Linked DNA regions of Mus musculus: all the other regions are linked to region 3. Evidence: chromatin loops called from intact Hi-C (ENCODE). Cell type or tissue: heart. All regions are shown on one strand. Links, peaks and the distances in the headings refer to the core of each region. The heading gives the core; the rest is flanking DNA.

Region 1 (7,633 bases), core at 1,118-6,117, 97 kb before region 3:
CTAGCAGGGCTCCTCCAGTCACACTAGACTTCTAACTACAGGTGCAGGACTCCAAAGACCAATTGATCCTGTATATTTATTTTTTTCTTTTTCTCTTTCACCAAATTATCCCCAGATAGTCAGAGAGTACTGCTTTTCTCAAACCTGTTCTCTTATGTGTAAACTATCTCTAGTCAGGGTACAAAGCACCTATGAGCATTACCTTCGCTTCTCTAGATTTTCACATAGCTCTAAACACATACACAAAACCACACAAAACAGAAACCAACAGATCCAGACACACGTGACCCTTTCTTGTCCTCCGCAAGCAGGCAAAAGAATTAGACGATTTCAGAGAGGGAAGCTTCCACTTCAACAACAGAACTCGGTCCCTCTGACCAATCTCCAGAGACTACCAGGCATTCCTGGCTCTCCCCACTTTCCAGGGCATCCCCCAGGGCAGCAGCCTGTGGTCCTCCTAGCACGTCTGCCGATCACAGTCCTCCGGTCCTTATGGTCCGAGAGGACAGCTGCAAATACAAAGTGTGCGTTTCAGAAAACCCCATCATCCGCTTCCACTGGGACAACCAAAACCAGAGAAACCAAACTTAGGTGGATCCAAACTCAGGCTGATCAGTATAAACTCAGGCATATCAGCATCCAAAACTCAGGCTGATCAGTATAAACTCAGACGGATCCAAACTCAGGCTGCTCTGTGCTTCAGAAACAAAGGACGAGACACAGACAAACAAACCAACACAACAAGTGCACGTTTGTTTCAGAAAACAGAAAACAGACACTCAGAATAGAGACACCGGCCGGCACACACACATTCCAGGGGGGATCCCTATACCTCCAAGTCGGTTCTGGGTGTGAGGGGTGGTCGCGATTCCCGGCCAATGCACTAAATGAAAGACCCACAACGTGAGGACTCCCCCACGTTTGGACTCAGGAGAGGTGATACCCCAAATCACTCACGAGAAATGGTCTTGATGCAAACTGCAAAAGGACTTTTATTTCAAGAGCACTCTTGGGCCCACAGTCTTACACCACGAAGGGGTAGAGGACCGTGGTGCCCAGAGTAGCTGGGTAAGGGGGTATTTAAAGGAAGAAACCATAACTCAAGGGGGTGGGGAGGGCTTTGTTGGAAAATACCAAAAATACCAGTTAAGTGGAAAGTCAAGACAGTTTTCTAGGAGCCTCTAACAATAGCATATTTGCATAGAGGGTTCCAGCAATGGTCAGGGTGGGTCAGGGTGACTTTCTTTGAACAAACATGCCCTGAACCCAGGAAGCAGGTTGCTGGAGGAATGCCGCTATTTGTTTTATGATTAGCATACCATGGAGCATTGAGTCACAAAGGTCACATTCTCAAGCCTGGGCCTAAAGGCCTAGAATCTTTTGTTTTTTATGTTTCACTTTTTCACTCAAAGGGCTGGAGAAATGGATTCAGCAGTTTGGTTAGCCTGGGTACCCTCTTCCGGCCTCTGAAGTAACTACAAGAAGCAGCTTTCCCACCCTAAATGCAGGCAAAACACCCTCCCCCCAACCCCACCCACTTTTTTTTTTTTTTTTAAAGAAAAAATGTAGCCGGGCAGTGGTAGCGCTAGCTCACCTTTAATCCCAGAATTTGGGAGGCAGAGGCAGGCGGGTTTCTGAGTTCCAGGACAGCCAGGGCTACACAGAGGAACCCTGTCTTGAAAAAACCAGAAAAAAAAAGAAAGAAAGAAAGAAAGAAAGAAAGGAAGGAAGGAAGGAAAGGAAAGAAAAAAATGTTTATTAGCTGACCACACAGCTAAGGGGCTTGAATTTCTGTAACTTTTTTTTTTCATTTTCTGCATTTTTCATGGATTTGTTGTTGTTGTTGTTGTTTTTGAAGACAGGCTCTTCCTTTGTAGACCAGGCTGGCCTCCATCTGACAGAGAGATCCACCTGTCTCTATCCCTTTATGGACTGGGAAAAACCTACACCACTACATGGGGTTTGTAAGAAAAAAGAAGAAAAAAAAAAGCCCCTCAAATTGTATCATAGTCTACTGTGTTCTCTCCCCCCCCCCCCTCTCTCTCACACACACACACACACACACACACACACACACACACACACAAAGTGTACTGGCTCAATCATATCATATATGCATTGTTTGGAAGATGGATGTGAACACAATTTTATTTTCCAATTACCTGGCTTCATTTTTTTTTTTTTTCCTTCCCATGGCACGTTTTAAATTCAGGGTCAGACAAGAACTTGGAGCGTTTCTTTAGAATTTGTGGTGCGACTCGACCAAATAGAATACCTGGCCGGCAGGCTGGCAAGCGCTCGCAGGCCGGCTCTGCCATGGGGGCCTTCCGAGGAAGGGGTTTTTGTTCGTCCCTCGCCAAGGCCGGCCAGACAAGGCCACCCCAGGCCGGCAGGACGACAGCCCCCGGCTCGGGTTCGGCCGAGCCCGGAGGGGGGCGAGCAGGGACCCGAAGGGAGAGAGAGGCTCTGGGGCGGCGGCGGCGGCGGGGCGGGCCCGGAGGCCGGTGGGGGAGGAGCGGCGGCGGGGCTGCTGTGGCGACCGACGCGCGGCGGTGGCGGAGACCCACCCCCGTCCACATGGACAGTCGCCGAGGCCTGGGCTGATGCTCTGACGCCTGGGCGGGGTGGGCGGGCGGCGGCGGCCACTGCTGGAGCAGCGAGGGGTCGCGGGCGCCTCACGGTCGCGGAGCCCTCGCTCGGCTCAAGCCGCTGCGGCCATTTTACGGCCCGGGACGTAGAAGGCGTGTGAGCGTTCGCTCCGTTCTCCGTCCTCCGGAGCCAGCGGCGGAGCGGGGCGGAGGGGAGCGGAGGGAGCTCCTCAGAGGCCGGCGCGGCCCGGTGGATGGGGAGTCGTGTGCCGAGGGGAGCCGGGCCCGGGAAGCGCCGCCGCCGCCGCTCACGGTCCCCGGTAGGCGCCTGAGGAGAAGCAGCCCAGGCCGTGGGCCTCGCCGCCTCCCGTCAGGCCCGCTTTTGTGTGGGGGGCCCGGCCGGCGGGGAGCGCCCCTCGCGGAGGTCGAGCCCGAGGCCCGCCACCCTGCGGCTGCTACCCTCCCGACGCGCGGCCCCCATTCCCCGCCAGCACCGCGCCGGTGTCGGCCATGGAGTAAGAAGGAGGCGGCGTGGAAGGAGGAAGATGGCGGCGGGCAAGAGCGGTGGCAGCGCTGGGGCTCTTTTCCTGAAAGGTACGCTCGGGTCTCCCTCGGGGGAGAGTCGGGGGCGAAATTCGCCGACACCGGGGTGTCTCCCACCCCCGGGCCGTGATACTCAGCTCTCTGCTCCGGGTGGGCTTGGGGCCGCGGGGGCCACGGGGGCCCGGACGGCCGATGGCCCGCTGGGAACGCGCTGCAGGCGCGCCGACTTCGGGTCCGCCCGGGCCAAGGCTCGGGCAGGCCGGCGCGAGGCGGCGCGGTGGTAGCGCAGCGAGCCGAGGCCCAGGGCGGCCTGCGAGGGGCGCGCCGAAGGCTTGGGCTCGCTCCCACCTCCATATTCTCGATGGGTGCCTAGTGGGTGAGGAGCAGACTTCGTCCGCGTCTTTCTTAAGCGTTCGTGGAAAGTTTCAGACCTAAGCTTGGTTGAAACTGGCCGATCCAAGGAGGCAGGGGGAGAGGTGGTGGTTAACACTGCCCTGTGGTTAAAAGCTCCCAGGCTAGCCGCTGCCCTCGGGGTGCAGGTTAGACCCGGCGGTGCCCCGAACTCCGGTGAGATGTGTTTGGTTGTTTATACTTTGTAAAGCAGGTATGGGAGGTGGAAAAAAAAAAAAAGAGAGAGAATGAGCTTCCAAGTGTCGGTTTGGAGACAGCCGGGGAAGGTAAAAGAGTTAGGGTGTGTTCCCATTTTTAGTCGCTTGTGAAGCAGAGTTAACTATTTCAGTTGGTGGACCAAGCCGGCTTAAAAGGTCTATTTTGGTTTGGTGTGGTGGTAAATGGATAACGATACTGGTTTTTGCCTATGGCTGTAAAGGGACTTCCATAATACAGGTACATTTAGTTGCAGTTGTGAACCGGGAACGTAAACGTTCATTCGACTTTAAATTTCCTGGTAATCGGATTTGTAAATATGTTTAGGAAAATAAGTCCGCGTTCAGTAATTGTTAAGTATATTTACTCTTTGGGGGTAATTGCAGGATTTTGTTTTCTAGATGAAATATATCCAGGCCATGCTTTAAGATATGATTTAGAAATATTACAGAATTAAGAAAATGTAGTTTAAAATTAAGAAAGACTTGCCGGGCGTTGGTGGCTCACGCCTTTAATCCCAGCACTCGGGGGGCAGAGGCAGGCGGATTTTTGAGTTCGAGGTCAGCCTGGTCTACAGAGTGAGTTCCAGGACAGCCAAGGGCTCCACAGAGAAACCCTGTCTCGAAAAACAAAAAAAACTAAAAAAACCAAAAAAAAAAAAAAAAAAACCAAAAAATTAAGAAAGACTCTTAGTGGTAACGGGAGGGAGGCTATGCCTTGTTTACTCCTTGACCGAGTGGGTTGTGAATGGAGACTAAGAGGAAAAGTAATTTTCTTTATTCTTTGTACTTGAGAATAGGGAAGTGGGGGGGGGGGGGGAGCAGCTTTCTTTACTTTGCAGACCGGACTTTATGTAAGACGTGGGGAATGGTTGTCCTCTATGATAAGGAAAGCTAGTATGTTCTCATGACTTCATTTCATATTACCTCCATACTAATTTGACCGTGGTAGGGAACCCCTGCCAACAGGCGGAGAGAGGAGTAGTAGCTCGCAGGTAGCCGGTGCTTAAGCGCCTGTGTTTTTGTTTGGAAATTGGAAATTCACCAGATGGTTTTCTGATGTTCATAGTTTCTAGGCAGATGATTATACGTGTAGGTTTTTGTAGGTTTGGGGCTTCTATGGGCTTCTAATTGAGTTTAAATTCTGAGTGGATGAAACACAGCATAATACAAGCACAAAGCCATCACTGAGAGTTCATCTGATTTCCATTGCTGTTAGTTTATTCTAATTTACTCCACTGTAAATGTACAGATGTGAAAGTTTGGGTTTCATCTTGTCTCATCCAGCTTTTTTTTGTTTAAAAAATTGAGACAGGATCACATTATGTAGTCCGGCCTTGAACTTCTGGAAATCCTCCTGCCTCAGCTCAAGGATTACAGATATGAGGGTTTTAGAAATTACTATTTTAAAACCTTTTTAAGAACATTTATTTATTTAGTTTAGTTTATTTTGGATCTTTGCCTGCATGTATGTGCAATGTATACAAGCCTGGTGACCACAAAGTCAAAAGAGGGCACCTGGAACTGGAATTATGGAAGGTTGTGAGCCACTATGTAGGTACAGGGCCCTGCACTTTGGTCCTCTGCAAGAGCAGCAAGTGGTCTTAGCCTACAAACTATCTCTCCAGCCTCTAGGCTTACTTTTTAAAGATCCCTATATTACACTTTGGTTTTTCTCTGTTAGTTTGGAAAAAATGGAAGTAGGTTTTGTTTTTGTTTTTTTGTTTGTTTGTTTTGTTTTGTTTTTAACTCATCAAATATATTTAATAGTCTAGTCTGCTTGGCTGGAATAAAACAGTGAATGAAATATTTAAAAGTCACTACCTTCATGGAACATTTAGTGAAGGAGACTGTCAACAAGTTAAAAAACCTCAATGCATTTAGAACAGTCCTATCCATGGTTTCCAGAACTTCTATCAGTTTACTGAGGTTTGCTCAAACTAAACAACTGTTTATAATGCCCTGGTGCCACCTGTGCTCATGAATCTGCATGCAACTACATGGAATACTATTTTATTTTTCTTATCAATTTATCAAATGACTCCTTTGTGCTTCTTAGCCCTATGAAAATAAAAGCTCGGTGAAAGCTATCCGGATGCTTGTGGTTTTACTATCATATTCTTATGCCTGGAACAAACTTGCTGTTAATGAATAAACTGGGTCATTACAACGGGCAAAAGGCTGCAGAGGAAGCATAGAGAACAATGATGGAAACATTATTTTATGCTTTTAAAGTTAAGAAAAGTGTGACACATGCTTTTAATTTCCCCACTCTGGAGGCAGAGGCAGGCTGATTTGAGGCTAGCCTGGGCTATAGAGTGAGTTCCAGGATAGTTAGGGCTACATAGAGAAACCCTGTTTGGAAAACCAAACCAAACCAAACAAAACAAGAGAGAGAGAAGTGGGGTGGGGGGAGAGAAGAGACAAAAGAAACAAAAGAAAGCAAGAAAGGTGTCTTAAAAAAAACAAAAAACAAAAAACACCTTGGTCTTGAGGTACTACTCAAAGGAGAAGACACAGGTCAGGGTTTAGAGCAAACAATGGTGAGAGCAGTAGAAGCTCTGTGGTACAGGATTGAAACTATGTCTCTTTCAAAGCTGTAGGAAGCCTTTGGAGAACTAGGGGCAAAAAGTATCCTGATATAATTAACACATACTGTAGTACTTGCTCAGTAGTAGAGTGCTTGCCTAGGTTTCACAAAGCCTTGGGTTTGATCCTCAGCTTGGTAATAAAACAGACAGGGTGGTGAATGTCTATGATCCCAGCACTTTTGAGGCGGAAGTAGAAATGTTCAAGGGCATGCCTATGGGATACACGATACAGGAGACTGTTTTTTTTAAAGGTCACTTTGGTAGTCCTCTCTGCAATAAATTAACAAAAGTGCAAGAATTAAAGGGAAGTGAATTCAAAACAAAACACTGTTGCAGTTTTGATAGAAAGAAGTAAGCCTGGCTTGGAAATTGGAAAAGGAGAGTCAGTAGGCAGAGGATAGTTTGATATAGAGTTTGTAAGATTTACTCATACATTGCTCACTTAAGATGAAAGTAAGGGAAAACTCCAGGTTCATTCTTTGAGGTTGAGCTTGAGGTACTAGGAACTAATGCCATTCATTGATCCTGAGTGGACTGAGAAGGGAATTAATGCTTTGCAGGATCCCAAGTCTCAAGTGGATACCTTTGCTCTAGACTATGTTTTAACTGGTAAGGGGAATTCTAGTTGTGTGCTTTTGTGACTTCTCTAGAGGGAAGAGGCTACTATTTATTGGATCCTTTGTATTGTCCTTGTGTTGAATTTTCTTTTCCACCTTTGACTGTTTCTTTTACATCTGTTGATATACTGAGGTCATGCAGCTCCTTCTCACTTGTGATAGACAATTTAGACAGGTTTCTCTGTTCATTCAGCGTGTGTTTAGGAATAACAGTTGCTTTATTTAGTCACTACACAGAGGCACGTGGGTTTTTGGCTCTCCTAGTAAGGAGACTAAATAATCATAATGACACATAAAGTTACAACTGTCAGGTATAAGAAAGGATTTATTCACAGTAAGAATTGTATCTATCAGAGTACTTTAAAGTGTGACTAGGGGAAGGAGTGGAGGAGAGGCAGCTTTCCAGGCAGAGACAGTATAAATAGGAGGACCATGGATGTTATAGGGGATGAGAACAGTGCCACCAGGCAGGGGGCTCGAGTGGTGATGCTGACCATGATGTCATCAAGTGTGCTTCTAAGACCCGTGACTTCCATGTGGAGACAGCTTTAGTGAACCATCTGGGAGAAGATGATTACTGTGTTTGGGCAACTATAGCTTGCTTATTCTGCTTCCCTTCTGACATTCTCTTTCATCTGTGATACCTTCCGCACAAGACTTAGACCTAGTTTGCTTTCTCATTACCTTTT
Region 2 (7,633 bases), core at 1,040-6,039, 73 kb after region 3:
TCAGAGCTGCTGGGTGTTCATGATTACATCATGTCACCCAGAGACAGCATTTCCTTGACTTCTCCATCTTCAAGTTCTTACAAGATTTTCTTGCCCCCTTTACTGTGACGCTCTCCAGAGCAGGTGCCACAGATGCCTTGTCACAGAGCTGAGCACTCCACGGCCACTTACGTTCAGCCTTTTCACAGGCGTGAGCTGTTACTCCCAAAAGCTCTTCTCTGGCCAATGCAGATTGTAGCAGTAGTATAAGGTACAAATATAAATATTTAAACAGCAGTTTGACTACATATCCATTTAGCTTAATATCAGTGTCAGGCTTCCTCATAGGATGCCATGAGCTTTTGCCCAGGTTTACTGTACCAGATATATGTTTATTTCCAAGGACTGAGATATGATTACTAACCATCCCCCCCATAGTTGTACCACTGTTGCACCAGTGAGAACATCTTGCCTGGCAGGTTGGTATTATGGTACTCAGCATCTCCAGCCCAGTAAGGCCTTTGATGCTTTACCCCGAAGCAGCCTACACAGCACCTTCCAGCACTAAGAACTTAGTGGCCATGACACTTCAAGTTAGGTCGGCCAGCTCAGTTTATTTGTGCATTGCATTTCACGTGTGTGGTGTCTTTAGCAATAGAGTCTTTCTGTCTAGTTCTTGTGGTTGACCAAAAGCAATGGCAATCATTCCCATTGTCTTGGGAACCTCTTTAGTGTCCCTGGACAATAACTCACAAGGCTCTGGGACTTGGGTTTAAAGGCTAGTGGCTTCTGGTCTGGGAGCAGCATGACTAATTCATGCAGAGTACCCTTCAGTCACGCTTTAAAATGTCTTTTCATTGCCTTGTCACTTACTGGGTTTTTTGTTCCCTATTCACCAAGTGTCTGTTGAGCTGACAAGCCCATTTTGTTTTCTTCATCATTTCTACTCCATTCCACTTAAAACCTTCCTAGCTCTATTTTCTTTTTTTTTTTATTATGTATTTTCCTCAATTACATTTCCAGTGCTATCCCAAAAGTCCCCCATACCCTTCCCCCCACTTCCCTACCCACCCATTCCCATTTTTTGGCCCTGGCATTCCCCTGTACTGGGGCATATAAAGTTTGTGTGGCCAATGGGCCTCTCTTTCCAGTGATGGCCGACTAGGCCATCTTTTGATACATATGCAGCTAGAGTCAAGAGCTCCGGGGTACTGGTTAGTTTATAATGTTGTTCCACCTATAGGGTTGCAGATTCCTTTAGCTCCTTGGGTACTTTCTCTAGCTCCTCCATTGGAGCCCTGTGATCCATCCAATAGCTGACTGTGAGCATCCACTTCTGTGTTTGCTAGGCCCCGGCCTAGTCTCACAAGAGACAGCTATATCTGGCTCCTTTCAGCAAAATCTTGCTAGTGTATGCAATGGTGTCAGCATTTGGAAGCTGATTATGGGATGGATCCCTGGATATGGCAGTCTCTAGATGGTCCATCCTTTCGTCACAGCTTCAAACTTTGTCTCTGTAACTCCTTCCATGGGTGTTTTGTTCCCAATTCTAAGAAGGGGCACTTCATTCTTCTTGAGTTTCATGCGTTTAGCAAATTGTATCTTATATCTTGGGTATCCTAAGTTTTGGGCTAATATCCACTTATCAGTGAGTACATATTGTGTGAGTTCCTTTGTAATTGTGTTACCTCACTCAGGATGATGCCCTCCAGGTCCATCCATTTGTCTAGGAATTTCATAAATTCATTCTTTTTAATAGCTGAGTAATACTCCATTGTGTAAATGTACCACATTTTCTGTATCCATTCCTCTGTTGAGGGGCATCTGGGTTCTTTCCAGCTTCTGGCTATTATAAATAAGGCTGCTATGAACATAGTGGAGCATGTGTCCTTCTTACTGGTTGGGACATCTTCTGGATATATGCCCAGGAGAGGTATTGCGGGATCCTCTGATAGTACTATGTCCAATTTTCTGAGGAACCGCCAGACTGATTTCCAGAGTGGTTGTACAAGCTTGCAATCCCACCAACAATGGAGGAGTGTTCCTCTTTCTCCACATCCTCGCCAGCATCTGCTGTCACCTGAATTTTTGATCTTAGCCATTCTGACTGGTGTGAGGTGGAATCTCAGGGTTGTTTTAATTTGCATTTCCCTGATGATTAAGGATGTTGAACACTTTTTTCAGGTGCTTAGCTCTATTTTCCTATCACATTTGCTTTACTATCTCCATCTAACTGTGTGTATCATCCCGTCATCTCCATAAGAGAAAACATAGAGCATTTCCATTGAGGTTTCCCATCTTAGTGGAATATAGGTCTGAGAATTTCCCTAGTATCTGTTGTAATGTCTCCATTTTCATCTCAACTGTTATGAATTTTAGCCCTTTCTTTTTTTTTTTTTTTGTTGTTGTTGTTGTTTTTGTTTGATTTTTGTTTTTGAGACAGGGTTTCTCTGTGTATCCCTGACTGTCCTGGAACTCACTCTGTAGACCAGGCTGTCCTCAAACTCAGAAATCTGCCATCCTCTGCCTCTCAAGTGCTGGGATTAAAGGCGTGGGCCACCACTGCCCTGCCCCTTTTCTTTCTTTAGTTAGCTTAGCTAAGGGTTTGTCAGTCATGTTTGTTTTATTCCAAAGGACCAATACAAAGAATCATTGTTTCAGTGATTCTTTGTATTCTTTCTTTTCTTTACCGTTTCATTAATTTCTACCTGATCTTAACTATTTCTTTCTCTTGACCGAATTTCAGTTTAGCTCGTTTTGATCTTTCACAGCCCAAGATGCATTGTTATGTGTTTCTTTGAGATCTCCTTGATTAGCAGTTTTTTAAATATAAGCTGTCCTGGAACTCACTCTGTAGACCAGGCTGTCCTCAAACTCAGAAATCTGCCATCCTCTGCCTCTCAAGTGCTGGGATTAAAGGCGTGCGTCACCACTGCCCTGCCCCTTTTCTTTCTTTAGTTAGCTTAGCTAAGGGTTTGTCATAAATTTACCATAAATTTCTATTTTAGAACTTCTTCATCATATCCCATAAGTTTGAGTATGCTGTTGGGTTAGTAATTTTGGAGGTGTCAAATTGCCATTTTTTTCCATTTTTGCGTTGGAGTTTTGAACATCTGGGGTTAGGTTAGGTTTATGGGGTTTATGGAGTTTGTTTATTTATCTTAAACTTACCTTTTAGTGGAAATGTTTACACTGTGCTGGAGACACTAGGCTGCAGTAGGATGATGTGCCATTTTTCTTACCTAGCCTGGTATTTGGAACCAGGTGCTGTTTCCAGTAGTCCCCTAAAGTGGAATACAACCCATAGAATCAGTCACCGTAGAAGTGTAGGCTCACCATGGATGCACAGTAATAATTAACAGTTGCCACTTAGATGCAAAGTGTGTTCTAAATTAATAACCATGGTAGATAAGAGGGGAAGGAAAAGGTTCACTAATCACTTTACACTAGTGATTAGTACCAGGCTGATAGAGAAACGAGAGGAGGGGAAATAAACAAAAGGCGGAACAGTATAGACAAGGTGAGGGTAGGACAGCCTTGGCTACAGGGGCTGAAAAGAGAGAGGGGAGCACACCAGTCAAATAACCTAAGGGTTCCCGTCCTCAGGGGGCTGAGGTGTGGAGACCCATGCACTAGGCTAGCCCGTGGTCTGTGGGAAAGCCAGTCAGAAGGAAAACAAAAGAGGGAAAGGACAGATCATCTAAAATAAGGGAAGAGAAGGGGATAGGAGAAGGAAGGAGATGGAAGGAAAGACAAGAGCACAGAGAAGGCTTGCTAGAGTGACAGAGGATATTAACTAGAGAAAAGGACACATGTAAAGGGGACAGAGCTGGCTGGGGCAGAGTTTGAGTGCACACTCTTTAGTGTTGATGGCAGAGTTTCTTCAGGCTCTCAGATGCCTGGCACACCTCTGGGCAGTCCTTCACGGGTCAGGTCACAAATGTCAGCCACATGCCTGGCCAGTCCTTCAGGTACAAGGTTGCAAATGCTGTTCTCTTAGTTTATTTATTTAATAAAAGACACCATGTGTTGAATACATATTTTGCAAGGCCTGTATGCCTCTTGGGTGTATTAGTGTTGTTAGGAGCATGTATCCTACACAGGGAGGGCCTGAATACTTTGTAGCCAACTCATGGGGTCAGTCATGCATTCTTATTTATCAAATTCCTGTGCTCTCTGAGGTGTGCCTGCTCCATTGAAAAGACAACTTAAGAGTACCTTTTTGAGTGAGTGAGTGAGTGAGAGAGAAAGAGAGACAGACAGACAGACAGACAGACAGACAGACAGAGACAGAGAGAGACAGAGACAGGGACTTAAATATACCAGGCAACTTTTGAGTGCAATAGATAGTTGAGTATGGCTTTGAACTCCTGCTTCTCTTCCTGCTTCTACGTTCTGAACATTGGGATTGACAGAATGTCACCATGTCTGGCTCTACTGGTATTTTCAGTCCTTATGATCACTCCCATCTCAAAGGCAGTCTCTTTTACAACTCAGGGATAGGGCCACCTCACTCTTACCTTAGATATCACTTGTAAATATGTTACATGTGTAGGACTGGAACTGTTTTGTTTTATTTTGGCTTGCCTTTTTTTTTTATTCCTCTTTGGCTGTCTTGGAACTCTCACTCTGTAGACCAGGCTGGCCTCAAACTCAGAGATCCACCTGCCTTTGCTACCTGAGTTCTGGCATTAAAGGTGTACATCACCACCACCCAGCAAGACTTGAATAGCAGGCTTTCTCTTTGTATTAACTTGCACCATAGCTTTATAAAATTACAGTCTTTCAAGCAGTAGATGCTTCATATCATTGTCTAAGTGAGAAGACAGTGGCGTCTGTCTTGACTTTTTCAGCCTGTCATCCTGAAGAACCCAGTTCTGAGGCACTGAGGGATGGAGGAAGCAATCAGAATTGGACCTTTCGTTCTACATGTATCCCCACAAAGTTGGATGTGTTGGCCAAGCCTTTGTACTTAGGCATGGCTGGCAGCTGGGCATCTTTGCTGCTCTTTCTCCTTAGATTTTCCCCTTGTGCTTTCGTTTTGGTGTAACTAGGCTTCACCTCTAGAGTTGGTCGTTGTGTACAAGCAGAATCAGCATGCTAGCTGGAAGGAGTGCAATACCCGTCTGACTCATAGTTCTCAGATGCTCTGATGCAAATCACTATATTCACTTATCAGCCTTCACGAGGCACTGTCGTTAGAATCTGAATATGATGAAGTTCATCACTGGAGAAAAGTTAACAGCCTTTACCACTTACAGGGTATGTAGAATGGCAATGTGAGGGGAGGTGTAGGAGACCTTCGTAGATTGGACAGTGGGAAGCTGCTTAGGGTCCTATTTGTCAGTCTGTCTCACTACTGAAATACCTCTTTGTGAAGAAGCAGGTTATTTAGCACACAGTCTGGGAGGTTCATAAACCATAGCAAGGCACAGACTCTGCAGTGTTGCATCCCTTGGTTGCATCCCTTCATGGCATAGAGTGATAGCTACAGGAACACATAGTTGACCTCCAGCCAGCAGTAGAGGCCCAGAGATCATTGTGGAAGAGGGGGCAGAAAGACTCTCAAAGTAGAGGTGGAGGCTGACTATAAGGATGTAGTGTTTTCTGGATACAGCCAGAGGTTCCAGGCTTGTTCTTTTTACATCAACCCTCTTTCGTGAGAACCCAAGGTGTCAGGTGAGAAACCACCCTCTCAGAGTATGTCTCCAGGACCTCTTAGTGGGTCCTCCTTCCCAAAGGTTCCCCTCGCAGCAGCATCACAGTGCAGACAGATGCTTCAATCACAGTGGACTGATGGGAAAACCCATGCAATCCTGCTTGGAGCTTGCTCTGAGGAGGAAAGCTATTTGTAAAGCTATTTTTGTTCATGTGGGTGGCACATGTTTGGGATGAAAAATAATTGTCTTCTTGAGCCAAATTACTTTGGAATTATTTTTTTAAATGTTTGTTTTGAAAAAATGAGTTCATGATGATATTTTCAGAGGAAGTTGTGTCATGTATTTTTCTAATAGTCTCTTCTTTGTCCTCTGTGGTTCCTCTCTCCTCTCTTGCTGGTCCCCCTCTTCATAAGTTAGTCTCCCTCCTGCTTTCAAGTCACAGGAGAGAAAACACGTGATATTTATCTTTCTGAGTGTAGCTAATTTTGCGCAGTGTGAAGCTCTCTGGGGGGAATGAATTTCAACTTTGTTTTAAGTTTAGTCACATTAACAGAAGTAATCGTGCCGATTTTGTGTTACCTGCCCATTTATGACACATTACAGCTTCGATTATTATAGTGTAAAAAATTGCTGAAAAATTCTATATACATAATGCTAAGTTAGGGAGATTTAAACCAGTTTAACTTTGTCTGTTTTAGAAATGTTGACAGGTTTATATGATTTTTTTAATTTAATAATATAGAGAGCAGAATTCCACATGATTTACTTTTTAAGTGTTTGTGTTGCTGGGAAATTTTATACGTTGTAATTTGCTCAGATTCCTTATCCACACCCATCTCTTCCCAGATCAACTCCCTATGCCATCCCGCCCTTCTTTGTGTCTTCATTCTTTTATTTGTAAGACTGTACTGAGTCCTGTTAGTGCTGCCTGTATACTCATAGGTAGGCATGGGGTCATCAGCTGGAGCATGTCAGACCTACAAGGGCCCCAAAAGCCAACTCTGTCTCTTCTGGCAACCACTAACTACCTCAGCTAGGAGTGGAACTTCATGCCCGCCTCCTACCCCCAATTCCATGCTGGATTTTGAACACTCTGAGCTTGTACAGGTCTTGCTCATGCTGCTACAACCTCTGTGAATTCATATATGCAACCATCCTCTTGTATCAGAGGCACCTTGTCCTTATAATCACCCACCACCTTTGCTGCTATAGTCTTTCTGCCCCCCTCTTCTGTAGTGATCCCTGAGCCTCGGGAGGAGGAAGTTATGATATAGTTGGATTGAGTGTTATATAGGACTGAGCATTCCACAATCAATTATTTTCTGAACCTTGCTTGACCAATTGCAGGAATCTGTGTTAATCACCATCAAATGCCAAAAAAAGATGTCTTGGGATGGAGAGATAAGTCAGTAGTTAAGAGCTTTGCTGACCCGTGTTTGGCTCCAAGCACCCTTATGATAGCTCACAGCCTCCTGTAAACTATGATTCTAGAGAGATTTGATGCTCTCTTCTGGTCTCTGTGGGCACTGTACATATGTATTATACTTAGTATATATTCACACAAAACACCAATACATATAAAACAAAAATAAATAGGTCTTTAAAAAAGAACCTTTTCTGATGAGATTTGAGAGATGCAGTAATCTATGGGTGTAATGAGAAGTAGTTGAGAGTTGGTTTAACATTATAGCTTATTAGCTATAATATTACTAATAGGATGTCCTATGATTTGGATAGCCACTGGTTCTTGCTCCTGATAACTGTGCCATCCATGGTTTTCACCTTGTGCAGAGGACCTTAAATCCAAACAGAAAGTGGTTGGTTACTCCTATGGCATCCATGCCACTATTGCACCAGTGACCATATCTTACCAGGCACATTACATGGTCATTGAAGTTTGCATGGTTCACATTTAGATAAGATTGGATTGCTAGTCTCCTCTAGTAGCATGCATAGCACCCTCCCTGCATTAGGAATGCCAGTCAATGGGGATG
Region 3 (7,633 bases), core at 1,298-6,297:
ACATGCACACAAATAAATAAACAAAAGTAATAAAAAAAGAAAGGAAAACAAATGAAAGAATTTCTGGGATAGCCTCTGCCATCCATGCTGGGATATATCATGGTTGGTAGAGGGCCTGCCAAGCAGGCACCAGGCTCTGGGGTTTGTCCCCAGGAGAACAGGCACCAGGCTCTGGGGCTCGTCCCCAGGACTGTGTAAACCACAGTGTCTGTGATCTTAACAGTCTAGGAGATAGGGGTAGAAGGAGAAATCTCAGAAGTCTCCATAGTAATCACATAACACAAGTATGAAGTTGCCAAAGACTTAATTAAATTTTAAAAAGAAAGTTAAAGAACAGCCTCAGCTATAAGCACGTCCCAGGCCTGCCTGTGATATATGGGACCCTGTTTTAGAAAAGAGGAGGGACTGTGGAGGGTCAAATCGAGCTGTAGACTTAGGGCATGTAAGTATGGACTGGGGTTGGGTCACAGAGACAGAGTTACTTCCATTATGCTTGATGATAACATATGCAGTTTCCAGAATCATCATCTGTCCATCTTTCCTCTTTATTCATAATAACACCAATGCTAGGCACTATTTATTTATTTAGCATTAAGTACGTTACCACTGAGCTATATCTTGGGCCCTGTAGGCACTTCTTAACGAAAAAGCTACTGTGCTCCACACTTGAAATCCAAAGGATAGTCTATTGTGCCCTCAAAGAGTGTACAGGCTAACTAGAGAATACACAAAAGAACACATAGGTGGCCAGAGTACAATATGCATTATAAGAGATATTTGTACAGTAGATGTTAAGTGAAGGATGGGGACAGAACTGAATTATGCCTAGGATTTACCATCAGGGCGGGTAGGGAAAATTCTTAGAGAGGACAAGCAGGCTTTGTTTTGAAGGAATAATTGGGTTTAGCCTGGCTGTGCTCCAGTGTAGTAAATAGCATAGAGTGTGTGTTTGGGGACACAAAAGCCCTTCAGAATGACTTGAATGTAAAGTACGAGACATGGAGGAAGGCTGTGGGTAGAAATGAGATTGGGCAGCTAAGCATGGAGAAGACAGCGATTCCCAGGACAGATACCTGGTGGCTCAGCTTGTCGGCTTGAACACAGTGGTGAACTGTGGGATCACATGACCATCGAAGAGCCCAAAAAAAAGATAGAAAGAAGGAATAATCCACTAGACTAATTGAACAAGAACAACCAGTTCGTGAAAGACGGTTAGATTCAGGATCTTACCAGGTGTTTTAGGACTGATGTAACTCAGTTTTGCTGGGCTTGCCTAGCATTCGTCAACCCACAGAGCCAGTCTCTAAGCGTGTAAGGGTCCAGGGGGAGGTATCTTAAGGGGTAGCCCACAAACCCAGTCTCCATGTGGGTAAGGGTCCAGGGGAAGGTATCTTAAGGGGTAACTCACAGAGCCAGTCTCCAAGTAGGTAAGGGTCCAGGAGAAGAGGAATCTTAAGGGGTTTGGACTTTCTACTGAGGATAGTGGAGAACCACTCACTTGGATTTCTAACTATGGACTAGTGGTTATGATTATCTAAGATCTGTAGTGATGGTGGCCCAGAAAATGGTAACAGTCGGAGGTAGAAAGAAGAAATGGGCAGAGAGATATGAGGCTAGAAGTAAAGAGATGAAACAGATTAAAGCAGGGACAAAGGGTAAGACTCATGGATGTCATTAGTTACAAAAAGCAACTGTAAATAAAACACCTTCTACTGACTTACAAACAGATTATCTTTATGTCAAATTCAAACTTAAGTAAGGTATGTATTAAAAATATGTAGCGATCTTCATTTTTCCTTTAAAGAAATTTATCATTATTAATTATTATCATTACTATTATTATTCTACCTACTTCATGTGTAGGGCGTTGTGCTTGTACATATGTCTGTGTACCACAGGAATGCAGTGCTTGATGAAGCCAGAATAAGCCTATGAGATTTCCCCCTGGAGCTGGATTTAAAAGCTCTTATGAGCTACTATGTACTCATAACTGCTGAGCCATCTCTTCAGCACCATGATCTTCATTTTAAAAAGCCAATTATTTCTGCGTACCTGCAATATATTTGGGTAGGAGCCCTATGTTAGGCATTGTCTTAGTCTGCTTTGTATTACTATGATATAACACCACCCAAAGCCAGTTTAGGGTTTATTTCAACTCTCAATCCATCACAGGAACTCAAAACAGGAACCTGAAAGCAGGAACTGTTGCAGAGGTAAAGGAGAATTCCTACTTACTGGCCTATTCATCCTGGCTTGTTCAGTTTGCTTTCTTATATTCCCTGGGACCACCTGCCCAGGAATGACACTTTTCACAGTGTACTGGGTCCTTCCATTAATTAATTCCATCAATTATCAATCAACCAAGAAAATGTCCCATAAGCTTGCCTACAGGGTAATTTGATGGGGGATTTTTAAAAACTAAAGTTCCCTTTCAGACGACTCTAACTTGCATGAAGTTTTGCCAAACAAAACAAAACAAACCCACATAAAACAAAGCAAAACAGATAAAAAACCTAACCAACACAAGCATCTTCTTCAGTCTTTCATCCTCTTATTTTTTGTAGTGGGGTCTCAGTGAGTCCAGAGCTCTCCTTTTCTGCTAGAATGGCTGGCCAGGGTGAGCCAATGGTGAGCCAAGGGTTCTGCTTGCCCTCTATCCCCCTCTCTCACCTTAGTACTGGAATTTGAGAAATAAGTCTGCCCCTGGTTTTAGTTTATTTTACAATCTTTGATATAGTTGAGATTTTTCTTTTGGCAATCTTGGAGCTACATTTCTGTGGTTGCTGTAAATTACTTCCTTTCTTGGTTTTCCTTCCTCTTTTTTAGTTTCCCTAATTTTACTTACTGTCTTACGAATTTGAAATGTGTTCAGTGGAAGGTAGCTTTTTCATCAAGTCATTTGGGTCGTCTCTGAATGCCTGACCCTTCCCTTACCATTTTTTTGTGGTGATATGGATTGAACCCAGGGCCTCACATGCTAGGCAAGTATTCTACCGTGGACTTAGTTATAGCCCATCTCTCTCTGAAACAGGATATTACTAACTGACCATGCTGGTCTTGAACATGCAGCTTCCCGAGTAGCTAGAATTACAAGCACGAGGCACCAGGTCCAGTTTGAATTCCTGAAACCTGTCTTCTCTGGGAATCTTCTAGACAGAGCCCAGTGGTCAGAGTACAATATGAGGAGTTGTTTCTCTCCTTGAAACATGCTGGGCTTCAGGATGGGCTGCAAGAACCCTCACTGGCTGAACTATCTTGCCAGCCCCTTATTTTGTTTTCATATTAACCTCTTTTTTCTAGTAAAGGAGATGTTTGCTCTCAAATTTGCATAGGAATGTAATATTTAATTTAAAAAGATGACCCACATATGACCTTATAAGGACAGTAAAATTAAACAACCGGAAAGATAAAGCGGGCCAGTTGGCTCAGTTCTATAAAACCAGCCCACAAGGATTGTCACTATTCTTAGGCTTGCGCGGGCTACATGATGAGTTCCAGGACTGCCTGGTTACAGACCGAGACTCTCTCAAGAGTCCAGATAAACAACAACAAAGGGGGCGAGGTGGAAATACAGGGGCTGTAAGAAGTAAATATGATATCTGCATGGGAGGCTAGCCAGAGAAGAAAAAATTTTCTTCCGTGGTTCAATCCTCCAAGGGCTGAACAGGAAGTTGACGCAGGCAGGTGAGGAGCACGAGCCTAGATGGGCTGCGGTGCCACCCTTAATCCCCACAAGCGAGTTCCTCCGCAATTCGCCTGTCCCACTCTCAACTTTTCTTCAACTGACTCTTTGCTGTGGTCCCTCGCTGTGGCAGTGGAAACAACTACCACTGCGAGGTAGGGAATGTCATGAGGGGCTACCTGCAGCCCTTGGCTTGCAGGGATGCAGGGATGCGGTCGGAACCTGAGGCCCCGCCCTTCTCTTGCCCCACGCCATTAGGCCACGCCCCTACCCAGCACTCCTTCAACCACCCCCTTCCCCGGCGCCTCATGAGGTCCCGCCCCTCTCAACCCTAGCTCTTGAGGCCTCCCCTTCACAGCCGCCCCGGCGTTCCTTGACTTGAGGCCACGTCCCTCTGCTCCTTCATTCCCAAGACCCTACGCTTTGCGAGTCCTCCCTGTCCTGCTGCCTAGGACCCCGCCCCTCTCAGCCCTTCTGCCCCAAGACCCCGCCCCTTAGGCTGTTCCCGCCCACTGGCCAATGAAGACCCGCCCTTTCTTTAGCCGCCCCGCCCCGGTCCCACAAAATCCCGCCTCCGGCCCCGCCTCCCGCCCCCTTGGGCGCTCCGTAGCAGTGACGTGCGCAGGCTGGGCACTCTGCAGGGCTCTCTGGCCGGCGGGTGGAGACCGATCCGGGATCTGTCCCAGCAGGAAGCGTATCCCGGCCGCCGTCGTGCTGTCGTCTCCGGTGCTCGCTCTCGGCCGCGGTGTCGCGCTTGCCCTTCGCGCCCGCAGCCCGGCAGCCTCTCCACGGCCGCGACCCCTCGCGCACCTGCCTCGCCGGGTGAGTGTGGGCGCCTGCCCGCCTGCCTGTCCTCACCGCCTTGGCCTCTGCTCTGCCCGGCGCGGACTGGAGCTCTGGCTTCCCCTTCCCGGGCCAGCGGGGCTCCTGTCACCTGACGAGTCCCACCCGACACTGCAAGATAGTTTTATTTTCTCCTTTCGAAACACAGTGAAAAAGCTACACAGTCTAGTTTGTTGTCAGAGTAAAGATCAATTGATACCATTAATAATTTAGCTGTGTCGAAGAAGACCATGGTAGCATACTATAAAGCTGGAATTTTAGTTCCTAAGCGTTCTAGTATTTTGAGTGTGAGTTTTACGGATGTGTTGCTGAAAATAACTTTGTTATTTAATTCCAAATCGTCTTAAACTAATTAAAACGTGCTAGCTGTGGATTGTATTTTAAAATAGGAAATAATTTGATAAGGCCATTCTTAGATAATCTATGTCAGGAACTTTTACACAAAGATACATTTTATCCGGCATAAAGTATGTAGGGCAGAGCTGTTTAAATCCCAATGTGGAGATACTGCTGGAGCGCTACACAAACGCTGCTCCGATTTCATATGTGTTGAATAAAACTTTAGTTTGCTCTCGTGTTACAGTTGCAGGATTTTCGAATATAGTTAGTCAGCTTGAGACTTTTAACAGCCTTTGAGGCTCGGCTGTAACACCATAAAATCTGAGTCTTGAGCTTGGTGGTGGTCATGGTCCAAAGGTTGGCTGCGGAACAGCAGCATTTCTGTACAAATTAACTCGACTTCAAGACATCTTGGCTTGTGGTTTTCCAACTGGGAAATGTTTAGTGAAAAAAAAATTACCTTAGTGCTCTCTAGCATTAATTTTAGAAATGGCCACAAATGCTACAAGGGGGACAGAGGAAGCCCAGAAACAATGTAGTTCTTCAGAACAGCTCATTGACTTTTAAATGTCTGCCCATTTTCTGTGTTTGCAGTTGCACAGGAGTAAACAGGCACAGTGATAAATAGAAGTCATTTTAGTCTGATGCTCGTCGGCCTGTAGTGTTTTTATTTCGTGTGTGTGATCTGTTACCCATTTTTTTCCCTCTTCCTTTCAAGTTTTGTATTTGTTTTCAAAAGTTACTTGTAAAAGGCAGGGACAGAATACAACCCTTAAGAAAAGAGTATTGCGATTATACAGTTAAAAAGCCGTGGAGTATAGATTTTACATATGGTCTTTAGTACCTAGACACATGAGCAAGAAAAAGTGAACAACTATGATTTTTCATAGAAGCTACAACATATTAAAAACAAAGATGCAAATTATAGTCCATGGGACTTGTCCGAAAGGGATTTTCCCTTGTTTACACGATCAAATTTTAAAATAACAGTGGCCAGGAAATCGGAGAGAAGCCGAAGGCTCCTCGCTCATCCTGTTGTGACTTTGCCTGGCGTCTGTGGTGGATCACTTATTGTTTAGACAACTGGACTGTATCTGGGTTTTGAAAGGCCTTTAGATGGTTTTAAAGATTTCCACCATGCAAGGTCTGAATAAATCCATAAGAACTCCACATAAAAAACCATTCTCTAGTTTTTAACTTTCTCTTGGTATTCAAAACTCCACTTAGGGTACAGGATTGGGAGTGTAACTCAGTGGGTAAAGACCTTGCCTTGTGTGTGTGTGTGCGCGCGCGTGTGTGTGTGTGTGTGTGTGTGTGTGTGTGTGTGTGTGTGTGAGGCCCTGGGTACTGGAGTTTCATTTATATTATTATATATATTATATTAGAACATCTTATTTAAACATTGCAATTTGAAAAACACATTGCAATTTGAATAAATCTCACACAGTATAATGGTGATTCCCAGAAAGAGATACTTTGTTAACAGTTTATGAGCTGGCGATTTAGTAGTGATGTGACACACAAAAAAAACCCCTAAAGGTTTGATTTACAAAATAATATTCCAGGTTGACAGCCTTTCCTTTTATAGAGGAGAAAACAGAGGCTCAGAGAATGAATACTTGCTTGTAGCTTTGGAGGGGCAAAGTCCAGACTCTGAGTACACATGGAAGTCTCTGACAACAAAGCCTCTCTCCTCCTTTGCCCAGAAGTTGTCTTGATTTCGGTTTACTTGGTGAACTATTGAGAGCCCTTTGTAGGCCTGATCTGGAGATTAGGAGTCGGTACCCTAGGTAAACTGTGATAGGCCATGCATGGAGTCTAGAACGAACTGAGAATTCTGTCTTCTTTCTCAAGGCCTTGAGCAGTGACCCAATGCTTTGGCATCACGTCTGGAGTGGTTCCAGCATGTATTAAGTATTATGTGCTTTTCATTTTGATGGGTTTATAGGAATTAACACTGCAATCTAATCCTGGATTGATTTCATTGTAGCTGAGCAGTATATGATGTTTCTGGTCAGGATGGAACTTTGGTTTTTGTCCTTCAAATGAGCTAGATTGTTGCTCTTTAATACAGTAGCTGTCTTTTAAATGTTATTCAATTAGCTTTAACCTTAGGAGGGAAACATGCTTCAAGATTAAGATATCTAGGCCTGGGAGATGCTTAGCAGGTAAAAACACTTGTCTGGAACCCTGATGACCTTAGTTGGATACCTGGGTCTCAAGGAAACAACTTCTGTGAATTTGTCCTCTGACTACCCCACATAGGCCTTGGCATATAGCTATGAACAAATAGTTGTGCTTTAAGAAATAAAAAATAGTGGTGGTGGCGCACGCCTTTAATCCCAGCCCTTGGGAGGCAGAGGCAGGCTGATTTCTGAGTTCGAGGTCAGCCTGGTCTACAGAGTGAGTTCCAGGGCTATACAGAGAAACCCTGTCTCGAAAAAAAAAAAAAAAAAAAAGATTAAGACATCCGCCTACCTCTACCTCTTGAGTGCCAGAGCTTGCAGCTCTGCCCTTGCGTATGCAGTACAGGGAATGAAACCTGGTTCTGTGCTAGGTAGGCAGTTCATCAGGGGAACTATATCTTTAGCCTAGGACAGTTTGTTTGTTTGTTTGTTTATTGTGTGTATATAACTTGTGTGTGACCACACATGGCATATCTGTGAAAGTCAGAGGACAGTTTTGTGGAGTCAATTTTTGCCAAACTCAGGTCATCCTGTTGGCCTGGCAAGTGATTTTTTGTTTTGTTTTCAATCTGCTGAGCCATCT
Region 4 (7,633 bases), core at 990-5,989, 93 kb after region 3:
CCCGATTGCTTCTTGATCGGAGGCTGTCACTTCATTTCAGCCATTCCTTCCCTTTTCACTAATTTATTCTTTCTTAACATCTTAGACTTATAGTACGTTAGAGGTAGCATCATGATTTAACTACAGAGCATCTTACTCCATTGTTTTAGTTGAAGTTTTTATTGAAAGGATTATAGACTCACTTGAAGTTTTAAGAAATAACACAGAGCACTCTTGCAAACACTTCCTATTCCATTCTGTTTTTAAATGTGTTCAAATTTCTGTTGACAATTTTATTTTTGCATGTCATACATTGCATTAATAGACCCGCTGTTGTAGTTTTTAGTTTACTTGAATGACATAAAGACCAGTCAGTTGACACTTCTTGTTTTATAGTATGTTAAGGCAGGTTCCTTGAAGGATCCTCTATTAGACGACCATGGAGATTTTATCAGGATGTGCACAGCCATGAAAAAAATTGGTTTGGATGATGAAGAAAAACTTGATCTGTTTCGAGTTGTAGCTGGTGTCCTGCACCTTGGAAATATTGATTTTGAGGAAGCCGGAAGCACTTCAGGTTATTTCTTTTATATTTTCATTAAAGGATCATGTTTGTTCTCTCCTAGCTATGAGTATGAGTATTCAGTGATTTGTTTATATGTTTGTCAAAATTACACCAAATTTCTGTGATGTCTTCTGATATATGGTGACTTTGACAATGAATGCTACATGGCCATGAACAAATTACTAGCTATTATGAAGTTCATATTTTAAAAAAATTTACTAGTTAAGAGAATAATTCTCTTATCCATTAACATACACTTTTAGCTTTCTCTGTTTCATAGATCTAAACTTGAATCAGTTAATTGGGGTGATTTAATATAAGCAGTACATCCTTCTTTAGTGAGAGATAAAAATGTTTCTTTCTTAATGATGTTCAAAAGTATTTAAGTGCTATCAAGATAGTGCCTTTTCACTCTCAATGGTTCCATTTCTGTATAAACTATAAGACTTTTTCAAAATTGCAGATTTGATATCTGAGTATGAAATTGACAAGCCTCGTTCATTACCTGCTTTTATAATACAGTATTAGAGGAATATGGCACACCCATCGTCTGTGTATTGTTTATGCCAGTGTGCATGCTACAGTGGCAAAGCTGTGATCAGTCGAGACCATGTCCCATCAAACCAAATATATTTACTACCTGACCCTTTAGAATATAATATTTTCCAACTTTGCGTTAATACATTTTCCTAGAAAGTTACACTAAGTGCGAGTTAAGAGTCTGCTGCACCACTTAATAGAGCGGCCAACACTATGGGTTTGACTGAGATCCCCCAGGTGCGTTCATTTGCAAAGTGAAATAATACATGAGTACCTTTAAGAAGTACAATTCCTAGTAGTGGTATATGTATAGGGAAGGGACTTCCAGAGAAAGAGGGGAAGGCCACTTAAGAAACAATGGGTTGGGCTCGAGATTGTCACAGTGTGGAGAACTTCTCCTCCTCTCTCCATCTCTCTCTCTCTGCTCCCATCTTTCCTTTTTAAAATTTGAAGGTTTCTATTTTTCATTTTTATCTGTATGAGTGTATGCAGACTCCATGTGTTCCTGGTGCCATAGAAACCACAAGGGCGTAAGATTCTGTGGAACAGGAATTACAGGCAGTTGTGAGCCACCTTGTGGGTGCTGGAAACTGAACCTGTGTTCTCTGAAAGAACAGAACATGCTCTTAATCACTCAGCCATCTCCCCTGGCTGGAGACAGGTCTCATGGAGCCTAGACTGGCCTCAAAGTGAGCTTCTGGGATTACAGGTATGTTCCATGGGACCCAGCTCTGCTTAGCATTTTGAGGCCATAAGTTTGATCCCAAGCACTGGGAGAAAAATGTATTCTATGCAATAAGATCCTTCATAGTCATAACTGAAACATAGAAAATGATGAGGTTGGAGATGCCTCCATTTTTGCAGACATGGAACCTGCATAATAGTGCTGAGCTTAGCTACCAATAAAGTGATAGACAGGAGGCCCTGGTTCTACTCATGCTTGACTAGCTCAGACAATTGTCATAACTGTCTCTCATTACCTTCAGGCCACTGAGCCTTGTCATCCATGAGTGAACAGACTAAGATAGACAGTCTTCAATGACTTTCAGGTCTACTGTCCAATGATCCCATGAATAACGTTAGCTATAACATAGCGTACTGGATGATCACATGGCCATCAGTCAAATTGCTTCATCATGTGCTATCTCTTTGTATGACCTTGTACCTCCTTTGTCTCAGTTATGTCATTATGGAGAGATAATAGCCTCCAACTTGAGTTGTGAAGAGAAGTTAATGAGTTAAGTATTTACAAAATGTTCTGAACACTGGTGTTTGGCAGATAGTAAGTAAATAAATCAAATGAAACACAGACCACTCTTCATTTTCTTTGAAGTGAAAATGCATTGAAACAAAATTAGGTACCTGGAATATGCCTTAATAATCAGAGATTTTTAAAAAGAGGATTTGGAAAATTTCCTTGGTAAATATATTGAGACATGCATTTCACTTGTACTTTAGCATCACTACAGGAAGGGAGCTTGTGGGAGTGGCTAAGTAATACAAAAAATAAATGTAAGTGTAGAATAGTTGATGTACATAGGAATGATAGAAATGGCAAGTGGTTGGAAGTGGTATGAGAGTTTCCTGTCTCTCATTACTGCCCTGAGGAAGGACATGAAGCTGTATAGAGCACCAGAAATAGCATGTTATCAGCTGAAAGGTGCCGAGTGATCAATAAGGGACATCTGACCAACTGATGAGTGCGAGTGATCAATAGGGGCATGTGACCAGCTGATGGGTGCAAGTGATCAATAGGGGCATGGCATGTGCTTACTTTCTCTCTTAAAAAAATCCTTTCTATTGTGTGAGAAATAGAAGGCATGCAGGGAGACTGAGGTGAGATAAACATTAGATAGTTTTATTATTGTTATTATTATTATTGTTTTAAGAGCTAAACTTTTCTATATTAATCTCCATTCTTTTCTGTGTCCTTCCATGGATATGAAACATGTCCCGCTAACTAAAAATGAGGTGTTTGGTTTTATTTTTTTCTCTTCTTCCTGTAACTTCCTATAACTTCCTTGGGTGACTTGTGCAGAAAAGCTCCTTTTCTAATGCATGTTTGTAAGGCTCCCCGATGTCATAAAACTTGTTTTATTTAGTGGAAGTGTAGAGAGTACCTGTTAGGACTACCTATGTTTTAAAAATCCCATGCAACCACCTTGTATGCCATAACAGTAACAATATCACAATAAACAACATAACAGTAATAAAAATGCTTAGAGAACATCTTTAGGGAGTGAGTGACATTAATGTAATATAGATATTATCTTACAGTTTTTGCATTTTCAAGATTAAAAACTTTTTTTATATTGATCTGCATTATTCTTGTAAGAAATGCTGCAGTACAGTTTAAAAAAAAAAGAAGAAGAAACATTTAAATAAACGAATGGGTTCCTGGTTTTCCCTCTTGTGTGTAATTTTAATGTAGATTTCTCAGACAAAGGGATTATAGTCCTGGCGGGAGTGGCAGGCAATTCTGTCACAGAGCTCAGAAGTGAAAACTTAAGAATTATTTATTTCTGAAATTTTCCACAATAGTTCTGCGTCTAGTTGGCAGCAGGTAATGGAAACCGTGGAATGTGAATCTGCTGTTGGGAAGGGTCTCTTTCCCTGTGGCTCTGTCCCAGGTTAGGGTTTCCTGTTGAACTTGCTAGAAGGGGTGTCCAACAAGGACAGGGAAAAAAGTGAGCCGGGTTTGAAAGTTAAAAGCAAGCGTCATCTATCCCATAATGTTACATAAGTAAAGAAAATGCGAAGAAACAACCCTAGAAGACGTCATTTACCTAGTGCTTATTGACTTCACACGGAAACATCCTCTTAGGTGGCTGCAATCTGAAGAACAAATCTGCCCCATCCCTGGAATACTGTGCTGAGCTGCTGGGCTTGGACCAAGATGATCTTCGAGTCAGTTTAACCACTCGAGTCATGCTCACCACAGCAGGGGGCACCAAAGGAACCGTTATAAAGTAAGCCCTACCTCATTGCTCCGCACAAGTTCTGCCTTGTGGGCTGTCACGGAAAAAACATTTAGATTCTGAAAACCCTGAGGTTTAAGGTCAGGGTTTATGCATCATTCATTCTTTCTTGCCATTTGAATGCTCAAGCTGTGCCAGATAGTTCAGGATTCTGTGCTTCCAACAGCTGTAGTTGATCACATAAATAAATGGGGATTTGGAGTTATTTCTTGGACACATTCTCCTTGACACAAGTTTGGAATTCATTAAACAGGCGAGATTTGCTTTTGCACAGCTATAAAAATGTACGTGGCTTAAGTGTCTGATTGTTTAGGCAACAGAGTCTTTTCCTTCAAAAGTTCTTTTCCATATAAATGGTGTGTACTAAAGCTCCTACTAAGTGCAACTCTATAGCATATCCAGGGAAAGGGAATTTCTTGTTACACTTACTATTTTTTTTCATTTAGAGAAAATCACAAGTGATAGAAAATAAGGCCATAGCCACTTCTTTTTATTTCTTGTCCCCTTGGAAGTATTTATTCACTTGTCTTTTGTGTGGGCATGTGTGTGATCATGATGTTTGTACATGTCAGTGTGACAGTGTGATGTGTGTATGCACTTGGGTGCCTGTGTACTTGTGTGTGTGTGTAGGTTAGAGGCTGGCGTGAGTATCCTCCCCAACCATTCTCCCGCTCATCTTCCTAGTCAGGGTTTCTCACGGAGCCCAGAGCTCATCCACTTAGCTGGCCTGGCTGCCCAGGGAGTCCTAGAGATTCCCTCCTCACAGTTGGGTTCCAGATGGAGTCTCCACACTTGCTTTTACATGGGCACAATCCCAATGTATGTCCTCATGTCTCTGTGACAGGCACTTCATCATGTGAGCCATTTCCCAAACTCCTAAGCCTTTTAAAATCAGTAACCAAGAGTTTCAGATTGTGCCAGATTGCATAGTATCGGCTTAATAACATATATTTTACGAATTTTGGGTTGAGATACAGTAGCATGAAATTAGTACTTAGGCTTACCATTCACAAGTACTGCAATGCAAAGTCTTGACTTTTAAGGAAAAAGTCTATTCTCCATCCCTTTCTAAAGTCCTGTCCTATTTGAAATATGGTAGCAACAAACACAAGTGACCTACTCAGAAAAATATTTGGCAACTGCAACAAAGCCAGGTGTGGTGGCACAAGCCTGTAATCCTGGCGTTTGGCAGGTTGAGGCAGAAAGGTGACGAGGCCTGCCCAAGATACACAGAAAGACCTTGTCTCAAAAACAAGAAAATTGCCTCACATTTTTTCCTAGTGATACAGTATTTTAAGTTAATGAATTAGCCAATGAATTATTTTTCTTCAGTACCACTCATGCTGAACAAAGAGCACCCCCATTTCTATACTACTTTATAATAGCTCTTTCATGTTTTCTGTATTGTATACACACAAACTTATAGGGAATTCTCATATAGAGTTTATTTGAAAAAGTCTTTATTTTATTTACTTATGTATTATTTATTTTTGAGGCAGGGTTTGGCTGTGTAGCTGAAGCTAGCCTTGAGCTCACAATCCTCCTGCCTCAGCTTTCTGAGTGCTGGAATTGTATGTATGTTGTACCATATTAAGCATGCTTGAATAGTTTTATGTTGACTTTTCAACAGGGTTTCTGTGTAGGTCTGGATATCCTAGAACTCACTCTGTTGACAGGCTGGCCCCAAACTCACAGAAATCTACCCACTTCTGCTTCCCAAGTGTTGGGATTAAAGGTGCTCCACCATTGCCCAGTCCATGCTTGAATAATTTAAAAGTCACTCAACAATGGACATTTTCTGTATTTTCCCATTACACTCAGTACTTAAGATCTGGCCTGGCATTTGGAAAGCCCCCTCTATGATATGCTCTTTTTTATTAGACTCTAATTTTTGTGGAGGAAAACAGCTTGCATTTGTGTCTGCAATATCGAATACCATCATCCCATATAGACACTACATACAAGAGTTGGAAAGACAAAATAAAAAAAGACTTTTTTTGTACAGTAGTATATTTTAATCTAATTTTAGTTCATTGTTACAGTATGTCTCTTGTAATTTTCTCTTTAATTTTCTCTGCCTACTCACCTGAAACTTGGTAACTAATTGTTCCGTATAGGCAATATGTTCAGATACACTTTGACTTTATGTATGCAATAGTATTTTCTCAACCTGTCCCTTTAAGGACCTTTCCTTGGACTCTTGTGTTCCTAGGGTCCCCCTGAAAGTGGAGCAGGCAAACAATGCTCGCGATGCTCTGGCAAAGACTGTCTATAGCCATCTCTTTGATCACGTGGTGAACAGGGTAAATCAGTGCTTTCCTTTTGAAACATCTTCTTATTTTATTGGAGTCCTGGATATTGCTGGTTTCGGTAAGCATGGTTTCTTTTGTTAATTTGTATTTGATTTAAAAAACAAACAAACAAATACAACAATGTTTTGTCTAAAGCTGTTGTGGTAACCTTTCTCCTTGCTATGACCGAATACTAGAGAGAAGCAAAAGAAGGCAGTGTTTACCCTGCCTTGAGGTTTCAGAGTGTTCAGCCTTATCATGGTGGAGCAGAGCTGCTCACATCCTGAAGGGCAAGAGGGGAGGGGGCGGGGGGCAGGGAGAGGATATGACTATATATGGTAGCTTTTTGATCCCCCTCTTGTTGCCCCTGGACCCCCAGCCCCTGAGATGGTACTTCTCACATTCAGGGTAGGACTTTCTATTTGGTAGCAATCTCTAGAAAGACCCTCACAACACCAGAGGTGTGCTTTAACAATGTTCTTGGTATTTACTTCTCAATTGAATCAAGTTGACCATCAAGGTGAAGTATCAGAAACCTTTTCTTCTCGTGATTCAGTTGACATAACTTCTTTATAAGTTCATGCCTGCATTGAATTATGCAGCTTTCAGAGAAAGCTAATTAGTACTAAAATTAAAACATTTTCATCTAAAGTGTTGCAGCTGTACTCTGTACAGCTGAAGGAAAGAGAAACCCCCTGAACACGGCTGCTAAAAATAATAAAGTTGGAATATAGTTTTGGAACACATAAACTCCCATCATTGATGAGATTTCATCATCTTTAGACATGATACACATATTCAGAGTGTGAAATTGTAGAACCTCACGGGTCTTAGACATAATTCAACCCTTAACTTTAGAATGAATCACTATCATAGAATTTTTGGTAACAGATTAAACAGGAAGAAAATCTCCTACAGTACATAAATTTTAAATAATTTTTGTACTCTAGGTTGTGTTAGTACCTAGAAACTAGTGTTTTAGAAACTTATGTTAAAAAGAGCTTACGGGGTTTGAGAGATGGCTCAGAGTTTAAGAGTACTGACTGCTCTTCCTAAGGTCCTGAATTCAAATCCCAGCAACCACATGGTGGTTCACAACCACCCATAATAAGATCTGATGCTCTCTTCTGGTGCATCTGAAGAAAGCTACAGTGTACTCACACATGATAAATAAATATATATTTAAGAAAAAAAAGAGCTTACTAATAATTTTTTGATTTTCAAACCATAGGACATTTGCATGATTGGACAAGGTATTTCTGATACCTAATTTTAGTGCC

The links. A loop is a pair of places that touch in the nucleus more often than their neighbours do. Peaks named below come from ENCODE experiments on the same cell type or tissue, not always from the same donor. Only the 100,000 strongest peaks of a DNase experiment are listed, where the experiment ranks them.
Region 1: a loop joins it to region 3, with 5 times the contacts of the local background. A loop is called at or near these places in 5 of 42 quality-filtered maps.
Region 2: it touches region 3 in a loop (2.4-fold over the local background); 5 of 42 quality-filtered maps call a loop at or near these places.
Region 4: it touches region 3 in a loop (2.2-fold over the local background); 7 of 42 quality-filtered maps call a loop at or near these places.

What each region holds. Positions count from the first base shown.
Region 1 is chr9:80,064,391-80,072,023 of GRCm38, forward strand. It overlaps Senp6 (SUMO/sentrin specific peptidase 6), which reads left to right and starts at 2,513. Exons shown (of 24, transcript NM_001311110.1): 1 at 2,513-3,182. The coding sequence starts at 3,134. In heart, for the core only: a CTCF peak has its summit at 3,425; DNase peaks (open chromatin) are centred at 2,541 and 3,111; H3K4me3 peaks cover 2,992 bases; H3K27ac peaks cover 2,730 bases.
Region 2 is chr9:80,233,499-80,241,131 of GRCm38, forward strand. The region is part of intron 5 of Myo6 (myosin VI); the gene reads left to right. Among named protein-coding and RNA genes, the nearest start is that of Gm27227, 28 kb to the right of the region's middle. In heart, for the core only: no CTCF peak of the experiment used is centred there; no DNase peak of the experiment used is centred there.
Region 3 is chr9:80,160,726-80,168,358 of GRCm38, forward strand. It overlaps Myo6 (myosin VI), which reads left to right and starts at 4,309. Exons shown (of 33, transcript NM_001039546.2): 1 at 4,309-4,504. In heart, for the core only: no CTCF peak of the experiment used is centred there; a DNase peak (open chromatin) is centred at 4,296; H3K4me3 peaks cover 2,782 bases; H3K27ac peaks cover 1,436 bases.
Region 4 is chr9:80,254,505-80,262,137 of GRCm38, forward strand. It overlaps Myo6 (myosin VI), which reads left to right. Exons shown (of 33, transcript NM_001039546.2): 11 at 376-556; 12 at 3,909-4,053; 13 at 6,275-6,432. Among named protein-coding and RNA genes, the nearest start is that of Gm27227, 7.1 kb to the right of the region's middle. In heart, for the core only: a CTCF peak has its summit at 4,034 (motif pointing right); no DNase peak of the experiment used is centred there.